Linked DNA regions of Homo sapiens: regions 1 and 3 are each linked to region 2. Evidence: chromatin contacts called from ENCODE Hi-C or POLR2A ChIA-PET data. All regions are on one chromosome and are shown on one strand. The core of a region is the stretch at or near the end of the contact, and the rest is flanking DNA. Distances in the headings are between cores, read along the strand shown. Region 1 holds the start of RAB18 (RAB18, member RAS oncogene family). Region 2 holds the start of ANKRD26 (ankyrin repeat domain containing 26). Region 3 overlaps ABI1 (abl interactor 1).

What was found. Hi-C counts contacts between places; a loop is a spot of excess contacts on that map. ChIA-PET counts read pairs that join two places held with the same protein, here RNA polymerase II (POLR2A). Pooled maps may share reads with other maps.
Region 1: a map of B cell shows a loop between it and region 2 (22-fold over the local background). The contact joins the promoter of RAB18 here to the promoter of ANKRD26 in region 2. A Hi-C loop is called at or near these places in 3 of 168 maps with a recorded cell type or tissue (B cell, CD4-positive, alpha-beta memory T cell and naive thymus-derived CD4-positive, alpha-beta T cell), 1 of 37 single-sample maps with no recorded cell type and 15 of 50 pooled maps. POLR2A ChIA-PET finds 5 or more read pairs at or near these places in 1 of 52 experiments (naive thymus-derived CD4-positive, alpha-beta T cell).
Region 3: a loop to region 2 is called in a pooled map, with 2.8 times the contacts of the local background. The contact joins the enhancer-like site here to the promoter of ANKRD26 in region 2. A Hi-C loop is called at or near these places in 1 of 168 maps with a recorded cell type or tissue (colonic mucosa) and 6 of 50 pooled maps. POLR2A ChIA-PET finds 5 or more read pairs at or near these places in 1 of 52 experiments (activated naive CD4-positive, alpha-beta T cell).

What each region holds. Positions count from the first base shown.
Region 1 is chr10:27,502,900-27,505,599 of GRCh38, reverse strand. It overlaps RAB18 (RAB18, member RAS oncogene family), which reads right to left and starts at 1,296. Exons shown (of 7, transcript NM_021252.5): 1 at 1,163-1,296. The coding sequence starts at 1,230. It overlaps LOC124902399 (a long non-coding RNA gene), which reads right to left and starts at 1,155. Exons shown (of 2, transcript XR_007062097.1): 1 at 876-1,155; 2 at 508-621. RefSeq lists enhancers at 1,161-1,220, 1,331-1,600.
Region 2 is chr10:27,099,114-27,101,813 of GRCh38, reverse strand. ANKRD26 (ankyrin repeat domain containing 26) reads left to right here and starts at 1,320. Exons shown (of 34, transcript NM_014915.3): 1 at 1,320-1,729. The coding sequence starts at 1,488. RefSeq lists a silencer at 1,474-1,653 and an enhancer at 1,824-1,883.
Region 3 is chr10:26,754,424-26,757,123 of GRCh38, reverse strand. It overlaps ABI1 (abl interactor 1), which reads left to right. Exons shown (of 11, transcript NM_001012750.3): 9 at 1,383-1,469. Among named protein-coding and RNA genes, the nearest start is that of PDSS1, 58 kb to the right of the region's middle. RefSeq lists enhancers at 1,317-1,376, 1,467-1,586. Within about 2 kb of position 1,388, at least 5 of the 41 ENCODE cell types and tissues checked have a DNase peak (open chromatin) inside an H3K27ac peak, as active enhancers do.

The sequences.
Region 1 (2,700 bases), core at 47-2,546, 400 kb before region 2:
AACAGAGCGAGACTCCGTCTCAAAAAATAAATAAATAAATAAGTAAATAATATCAGAATATATTACATAAGCTTTCAAATTCTGAAGAAGCTTTTAAAAAGTAAGACTTTATGAAGTGACTTTTACAAGTTATTTGAGGAGAGCTTTCATTCTAGTTTGTAGAATTAAGGCTATTTCAATTTATGAAATACAAAAAATTATTTGAAAGATACGTGTATCAGAAGGTATAGCTAAAATATGAAACTGATTACAGCCCCTGGAGTGCAAATGTGGTTTAAGGATCAGGACGGCCTTGAACATAACCTACTCATAATCAGATGGCAAGAATGACATCAGCTGGAGAACTCTCTTCCAAGACCTGGATGAAATCACAGCCCTCTAGCAACATCCACCTAGATCCATGTCTTACCTTATACTCAACTCCACTGTCAATATTATTTTCCCCAAGGAAAAAGTAAAAAATGAAAGCACAACACTAATCTTCTGTCTCCACAGGATGTGGCAAAATGAGAAATAACAATTACATTTTATTTTCAAAGGTGGCCCACGGCTGAAGCACTCGGACCTTACACTAAAGCGAAATTTTCCAGCAGTCACAAGATCCAGTTCTTTCACAGCCGACTAATAAAAAAGTAAAAGAATCGACATTAAGCTGCGCCCAAACAGGCCAGGAATGGGACCTAAGGCGTCACGAAACTTCCCGAGGACATTATGTATTTAGAGAAGGCCCCACAGAAACCCTCAAGTGGGAAAGCTATGTCTCCCGGGTCTCGGGGTGGCAGGCAGCCTGAACCCCGAGAGGTTCGAGGCAAGGCGCCCCCGGCCGGATTCGGGCCCAAACCAGCCCGCCACGCCCTGAGCTCCGCGCAGCAAACCTGCCGGCCGAGCGGCGGCCCTCGGAATGGTGTTTTCTCGGCGCTACAGGAGGGAGAGCGACCCAGAGAACTTGGGCCTGGCAAAGGCCGGGAACCAGGCAGGCGCGGGTGGGGAGAGGAAAGCAAACGTCGCGGGAGAGCGCGGCCCAGAGGCCGAGGAGGGCGCGAGCGGAGCCGGCCCGAGCCCGCCGCTGCAGTTTACAGTTCCCGTCGCGGCCCAGGAGACAGCAGCCACCGGGGCAGAAAGAGCCCAGCCACCCTCGTCACGACCCGCACCTCCGCCTCACCTGGACTTGCCCACCCCACTCTCGCCGATGATGAGGATCTTCAGGGTGGTTAGCACGTCCTCGTCCATCCTGACCCCGTTCCGCTCCGAGCCCAGCTGGCCGCCCGGGTGCGCCTCTCAGCCCTTCAGCAGAGTGAGCTGCTGCGCATGCGCGCCGCTCCACGTCTGCCACCTTCCTTTCACACCGGGTGTTCAGGCTGCCGAAGCCCTGGACTCCCCAGTTCCGCCTTGAGGTAGCTCCACGGCTGCGCGACCCAGAATCCCCGGCGTTTTTCCGGACTGCGTGTTCCTCCCCTGCGCAAGCGCAGGTGGGGAGCGCTGTGTGTGACTTTGTTGGCTTCTTCTTGAGGTCTAGCTCCGCCCCAGCCTCAACCTAACCCTCCTTTTGAGTCAGTGGGAGGACTCAGTCAGGAGAATATCAAGCTGTTTTATTTCGGCAGCTGCTCATAACAGCTGCACTGCGGTGGGAAAAGCACTGTGCTTGAAGCAGATTATCTTAAATTTAGGTCCAGCTCTACCTTATAACTGCCTTGTCATACTACCCAGCTTTCTTAGCCTTTCTCCATCTCTGAGAGACACAGTAACACTTCTTAGAACATCTGCTTCTTATTGTTATGAAGGTTAAGTGAGTTAATTTGTGAAGACATGTTGTTAACCAAAGTGCTCTATAAAAGGTGTGATCAGGTATTATCTTGCTGGCTTCCCCTCTGTTATAGTGGAGAGCACCCTCTGCACCCTAATTCATCTTGAAAGGGAGGCGTAGACTTCAGGTAGGTCAGGTGCATTACTTCTGGCGGTGCAACTTCAAGTCAACTCTCCTTCCTCATAAGAACTGCTACACCCATACTGCAGGAAGTGTATGTCTACACCTTGCCTCCTGCATTAAGTTGTAAATCTTAGTGAAGGTACCAAACCTCATTCATAATACTTAGCACAGTGCCTGGTACATGGCAGGCACTCAATAAACCTCAGTTCTCTTGTCTTATTTCCTTATACCTGCAGCTAATGTCATATACAATGGATATTTGATTAAAGACTACATATAAATAAAATTTCAAATGTTAAGAAATTAATTTGTTAAATAGCTGGAAAAGCCCTTTCAAAAGATATCCCAATGGCTTCTCCTCCTTCAGGTCTTCGCTCAAATGTTGCATTCTTAAAGAGGCCTTCCCTGTCCATTCTACTGAAATATGCAAATCCCTCCAGCATTCTCTAGACCTCTTTACATTGTTTTTCTGCATAGGATTTAACCACTCTCTGATACACTATATATTTTACTACTTTATTAGAAGTCTCATGAAGGCAAGGATATTTTGTTTTGTCTACTGGTATGTCTTCAGTATCTAGAGTACTTCATGGCACATAATATGTGCTAAATAAATGTATGCTGAATGAATTAATTGAATGAATGTTGTAGAGTCCATTCCTAACCTTAGAGAATAATGTCAATGAAACAACCTCCACTTCTCATCAGATAGCCCTTGAAACTTCAGTCAAGTCTATCTAGCTTACTTTTCATTATGACAAAAAGATCTTATT
Region 2 (2,700 bases), core at 71-2,570:
CTCCTGACCTCAGGTAATCCACCCACCTCGGCCTCCTAAAGTGCTGGGACTTGACTAGCTTCATAGATCACCTTGGGGAGTGTTGAGGAGACAACATAACTTTCTAGCTGGGGTAGTGTAGGAGGAAAATTCTTGGTGACGATAGTGGAAACCACTCTCCCACATCAAAACCATTTGATCTAGCTAAGCTGGAGAGGCCTGAGAAGTGTTGTTTTGTTTTTGCTCATTTCTCACTTGGCAATAAAGACGCCTGTTCTGGGGCCAGCCACCTCCTCCACAAGGGACCCTAGAGCTGTCCAGAGCTATGGAGGTGCATTCCAGCAGCAATTTCTGCTGAGACTCCACTTGACGTCTGCGTTGCTAATTCCAATTTGTTGTCAAATTATTCAATCTAGGCTGGGCGTGGTGGTTCACACCTGTAATCCCAGCACTTTGGGAGGCTGAGATGGGAGCATCATTTGAGCCCTGGAGTCGGAGACCAGCCTGGGCAACATGGTGAGACCCTGTCTCTACAAAAAATGCAAAAATAGCCGGGCGTGGTGGCTTGCGTCTGTAGTCTCAGCTACTCACTCAGGAGGCTGAGGTGGGAGTATCGTTGAGCCCAGGAGGTGGAGACTGCAGTGAGCCGTGATTGCACCACTGCACTACAGTCTGGGCGACAAAGCGAGACTCTGTTGGGGAAAAAAAAAAAAAAAAGAAGAAAGAGATGTAACCTTGGAAAATCAAAAGCAAAAAATAAAACATAAGGCTGGGCCAAAGGCAGAGGGGTGGGGGAAGGAGGCATGCAGAAATGCGTTCTCATTTCTTCTGGAGAATGTGCATTGGTTTCTCCTCGTAAGTTTGCACTTGACACATATTGCCACGATCTCCGAAATCCTGTGCCCTCTGCACTTGACACATATGCCACGATCTCCGAAATCCTGTGCCCTCTGTTGTTGCATCTGTTAAGTTCTCATGGAGACCAGATGGCACCCAAAGGGACATGGAAGGGGAATAAACTGAGAGATAGGGAGATTCAGAGAGTTTCTTAGGGGAGTTTTCTCGGAGAAGAGGCTTTCAGCATCTTAAAACTCCACGCTACTCCAGTCCCAGTCATGCGTAAAGGCTGCTTCCCCACAGGCGCGAGGCTTCTTTTCGCAAACGTCCTGAACACTCAGCCAGACTCCCACCGACATTTGTTTGACAGGAACGCAGGGCTCGTCCCAGTCGCCGAGATTTGCGAGGTCTGGGCCTTGCACATGCGCATGGAGCACACTTGACCACTGGGCCTTCGTGCGCACGCGCGTGGACCTTGCCATCTGAGGTGCGCATGCGCACTTGTGTCTAGCGGGATCGCTTGCTTGGTAACCCGGAGGGAGAGATTGGAAACCGCGGAGTTTCCTTTGGGAGGCTGCGGCCAGCCGGGGCTGACTTGTTATGTTGGGCTCCGGAGGCCGTTAAGAGCCGAGAGAGACATGAGGTGTCTCTGAAGCCCGGTCGCCTGGGCCATGAAGAAGATTTTTAGTAAGAAGGGCGAGTCGCCCTTGGGCTCCTTCGCGCGGCGGCAGAGGAGCAGCGCGGGAGGCGGGGGCGAGCCGGGGGAGGGCGCCTACTCGCAGCCCGGCTACCACGTCCGAGACCGAGATCTCGGCAAGATCCACAAAGCTGCCAGCGCGGGTAATGTGGCGAAAGTGCAGCAGATCCTTTTGCTCAGGAAGAATGGCTTGAACGATAGAGACAAGATGAACAGGTAATAGGCGTCGCAAGCCCGGACTGAGTGCCACTGGAGTAGGCGGGCAGGAAGAGGGGCCCCTTTTGTGGGAGCCACCCAGGGCCTGGATCAGCCTCCCGCGGGCTCCGTAGCCCCTGGGACGGTGACACCTTGCAGGGCTCCAGCGCCCAGGCCGCCTTTCTGAGCAGAAAAACAAAAACAGAACTCTAGCTGGTTTCCGATCCCCCCGAAATCCCTTAGAGAGCACTTAAGTGACAATTTTAAAGTGAATTAACGAACAAAAGCACGTACAGCGTTTTATTTTTAATGTACACATTTAAGATACAATGTCATACACTTATGGAAAGGTGCATAATGAGATAAGCAGTTTCCATAATATAGCAACTTCTGGGTTAAAAATTATTTCTATAAAATCTGTTATTCGTCAGGCGCGGTGGCTCGCGCCTGTAATCACAGCACTTCGGGAGGCTGAGGCGGGAGGATTGCTTGAGGCCAGGAGTTCAAGGCCAGCCTGGGCATTATAGCGAGACCCCCCCCCCCAACTCTAATAGTCTCAGCTACTTGGAAGGCTGAGGCAGGAGCATCACTTGAGCCCAGGAGTTCTAGGCTGCAGTGAGGTATGTCAGTGACAACAGAGCAAGACCCTATCTTTCAAAAAGAAAAAGAAATAAAATGCCTTTAGGAAATAGATATACAAGTAATTTGTTTTTCTCAGCATTGCTTAAGCAGTGTATTAAGGAGAACCCATAGAATGGATTTTGTGAATAAATGTCAGTGCATGATAATATGTGACCATTGAAAGTGGCAGTAGAGGCCAGGCGTGGTGGCTCGCGCCTGTAAACCCAGCATTTTAGGAGACCAAGGCAAGCGGATATCCTGAGGTCAGAAGTTCGAGACCAGCTTGGCCAACATGGTGAAACCCCGTCTCTACTAAAAATACAAAAATTAGCTAGGCATGGTGGTGGGAGCCTGTAATCTCAGCTACTCCG
Region 3 (2,700 bases), core at 139-2,638, 340 kb after region 2:
TTTTCTTTTTCATTACATACTAACCAGCATGGCTAGTTACTAAGAGTTGTTTCTAAACACTTTTTTAGGTTTGTGAGAGTTTTTTGTTTTTTAAGTCAAAACCTCTAACCTTTTATTTAGGAGCCTTCTATAGAGTATTAGAATGAAATAGGATTGCTTTCATAGTGAATTGAATGTTATCTTTAGCTATACAATGAATATTAATGCACATAATTGCTTTGTTACTTCTTTGAACACTGAACTTCTTTCAAATTTTTATGCTTACCAACAGAATTTGCATGTTGGATTAATTGAAACAACCTTTTGATTAATCCTTGGTAACCAATAAATTGTTTTTCTCTATCAATTTAGTGTTACTACTTGGTGACTACCGATAGACTAAATTTTGCTATCTAGTCCTACTGACTTTTTCTAAGCAATCTTTGGCAATTACTGTCTTGTTAAAGTGAGACAAAGTCACAAACATATGAATGTTTACTTCTAGTGTATGTTATAATTTTTAATACATGAGTATTTGGTATTAATTTCCTGTCAATTATGTCATCTCCACAAATGCATATGAATGTGTTTCAAGCTATCCAATGAGTTGTTAAAAATTACTTTAATGCAAAGAACTACGTATTTTAACTTATTGGAGATCAGGTTTCCTTTTTCAGAACAGTGATGAAAAGGTCACTTTTGAGATATCCCATGAAACTCTGACTGATTAACATGATATATTCCCTTGTAAATTTAGGACTGATATTTTTAAACATAAAATTGCCAACTTAAAAAAATAACAACCTTGTTTTACAAACAAGAGTTTTTCCTGGAGAGCTGTGTGTGAATTTAGATATATAATAAGAACTGTCTTTAAAGGAAACCTGTGATTAATATTTTTATTGATATATGAAATAAATAGCTATTATATATTTGTTTTATTTATTTGGGTCCTAATTTACAACATTACCTTAAAGCTAGACAAACCTGTTATAGCTATGGCAAAGACACAATATTCTGGAAACCTATGTAGGTATTTCATTGTTACCTATTTTAGAAGTCTTTCCTTAGAATTTGAAAATTTTATTTTACTAAAGTGAATGTGATGGTAAATTTAAATCCTCCCCAAACAATGTAACATTAGGATTGAATTAAGTATATTTGTTCTTTTATAAAATTAATTAATTGGCTAAGCACAACTTGGCCTTTAGGTTTGCTTGTGGGAAATGTACTCCAAGGTTCTGCAGGTTTTTGTTTTGTTTTTTGTTTTGTTTTGTTTCATTTGCAAACTGTTCTTTGCATACTTATGTTTGTGGTCCTTGTAACTGACTTCTGCTTTTTGTTTGTTTCCTTTTCTTTCCTTTATCTGTTTTACTTCCCCCATACTGTGTTGTTGCTACCAGTTTCTATTGCTCCACCCCCTCCCCCTATGCCTCAGTTGACTCCACAGATACCTCTCACAGGCTTCGTGGCCAGGGTGCAGGAAAACAGTAAGTTTGGAAAAACTGAGCTATGGAAGAGTAGAGGCTGTCTCCTTATAGCATGCATGGCTGACGATGAGTCATCGTTTTCCTTACTTTTATTGAGAAGCTAATCTTGAAAATAGGTGCAGACATGTTACTGAAACTGAAGAGCACGGTCTTCAGTTTTTTCTCTTTGTGTGCATGGTTACTGACCCATATAAATTTCAAAGCTGCAATTTTCTTATGTCTTTACATGATCCTAAAACAGGAGATCTGATCTTTACATATTCTTAAGGAAAGAATAATCAAACACAAAAATTCAAATTATATGGAAACTTTTAGCTTCTAACAGTTACTAGAATTAGAAGACATTTTTAATTCTAATAAATTTATCAAGAGATAGGTAGATATACTGTAAGATTAAATTTAATATGAAATTGGGGCAGATTTTCCCCCCTTAATTTCAAAATTTTAGGGAAAGCTTTGTAGCCTCAGATTTTTGTACATACATGATATTGAACCTACGTAAAGGTTCATTGTTAGGATAAGATTGAATGACCAGGAATAAGTAAATTACATTCATGCTATCCATTTCAGTGTGAGTGATAAGCAATTTAGCATCCTTTTCACATTTTGGCTACATCCAGGCCCACGAAGATTGTTCCTGAATATGAAAATCAGTTAACTTTTTTAGATCTTCTCTCGAATGAAGTTCAGGGATTTTTTTTTGTGGGGGGGGAGAAGTTATTTTGGATATATGGCTTTAATCAGGATAGACTAGTTTATATTACTGCCTGATTACTTTTGAAATTCCAGAAGATGTGTAATCCTAACTGCATGATCACAGTGAATCTTATATAAAGTGAAAAATACCACTATTACTGAATTATAATATGCTAGAAAAGCTGTTGATGGTAATGTGGTCTATTTTTAATTTACTTCATTTGGACCATCACCATGAAAATAAATCTCAGGATGGTTTGAACAAATGAATAACCCACTTGCCCAGCCTATCCTCCAAGAAAATATATTGTGGCAAATTCCATTCTTCAGCTTTTGCTGACCCTGTTGTGTTATTCTCCCCATTCCCTCCCTCCTGCCAGTCAAATATTTGTGTACCCGATGTTACGTGCCAGACTCCGGGAAGAATACCAGCAGTTTAAGACAAAAGCCCCTTCCTTCAGGAAATGTGTGATCCAATTGGCTTGTTATAAAATGTTGTTTTGTAATGTTGAAATTTCTGAGTGTAAGCCATCCT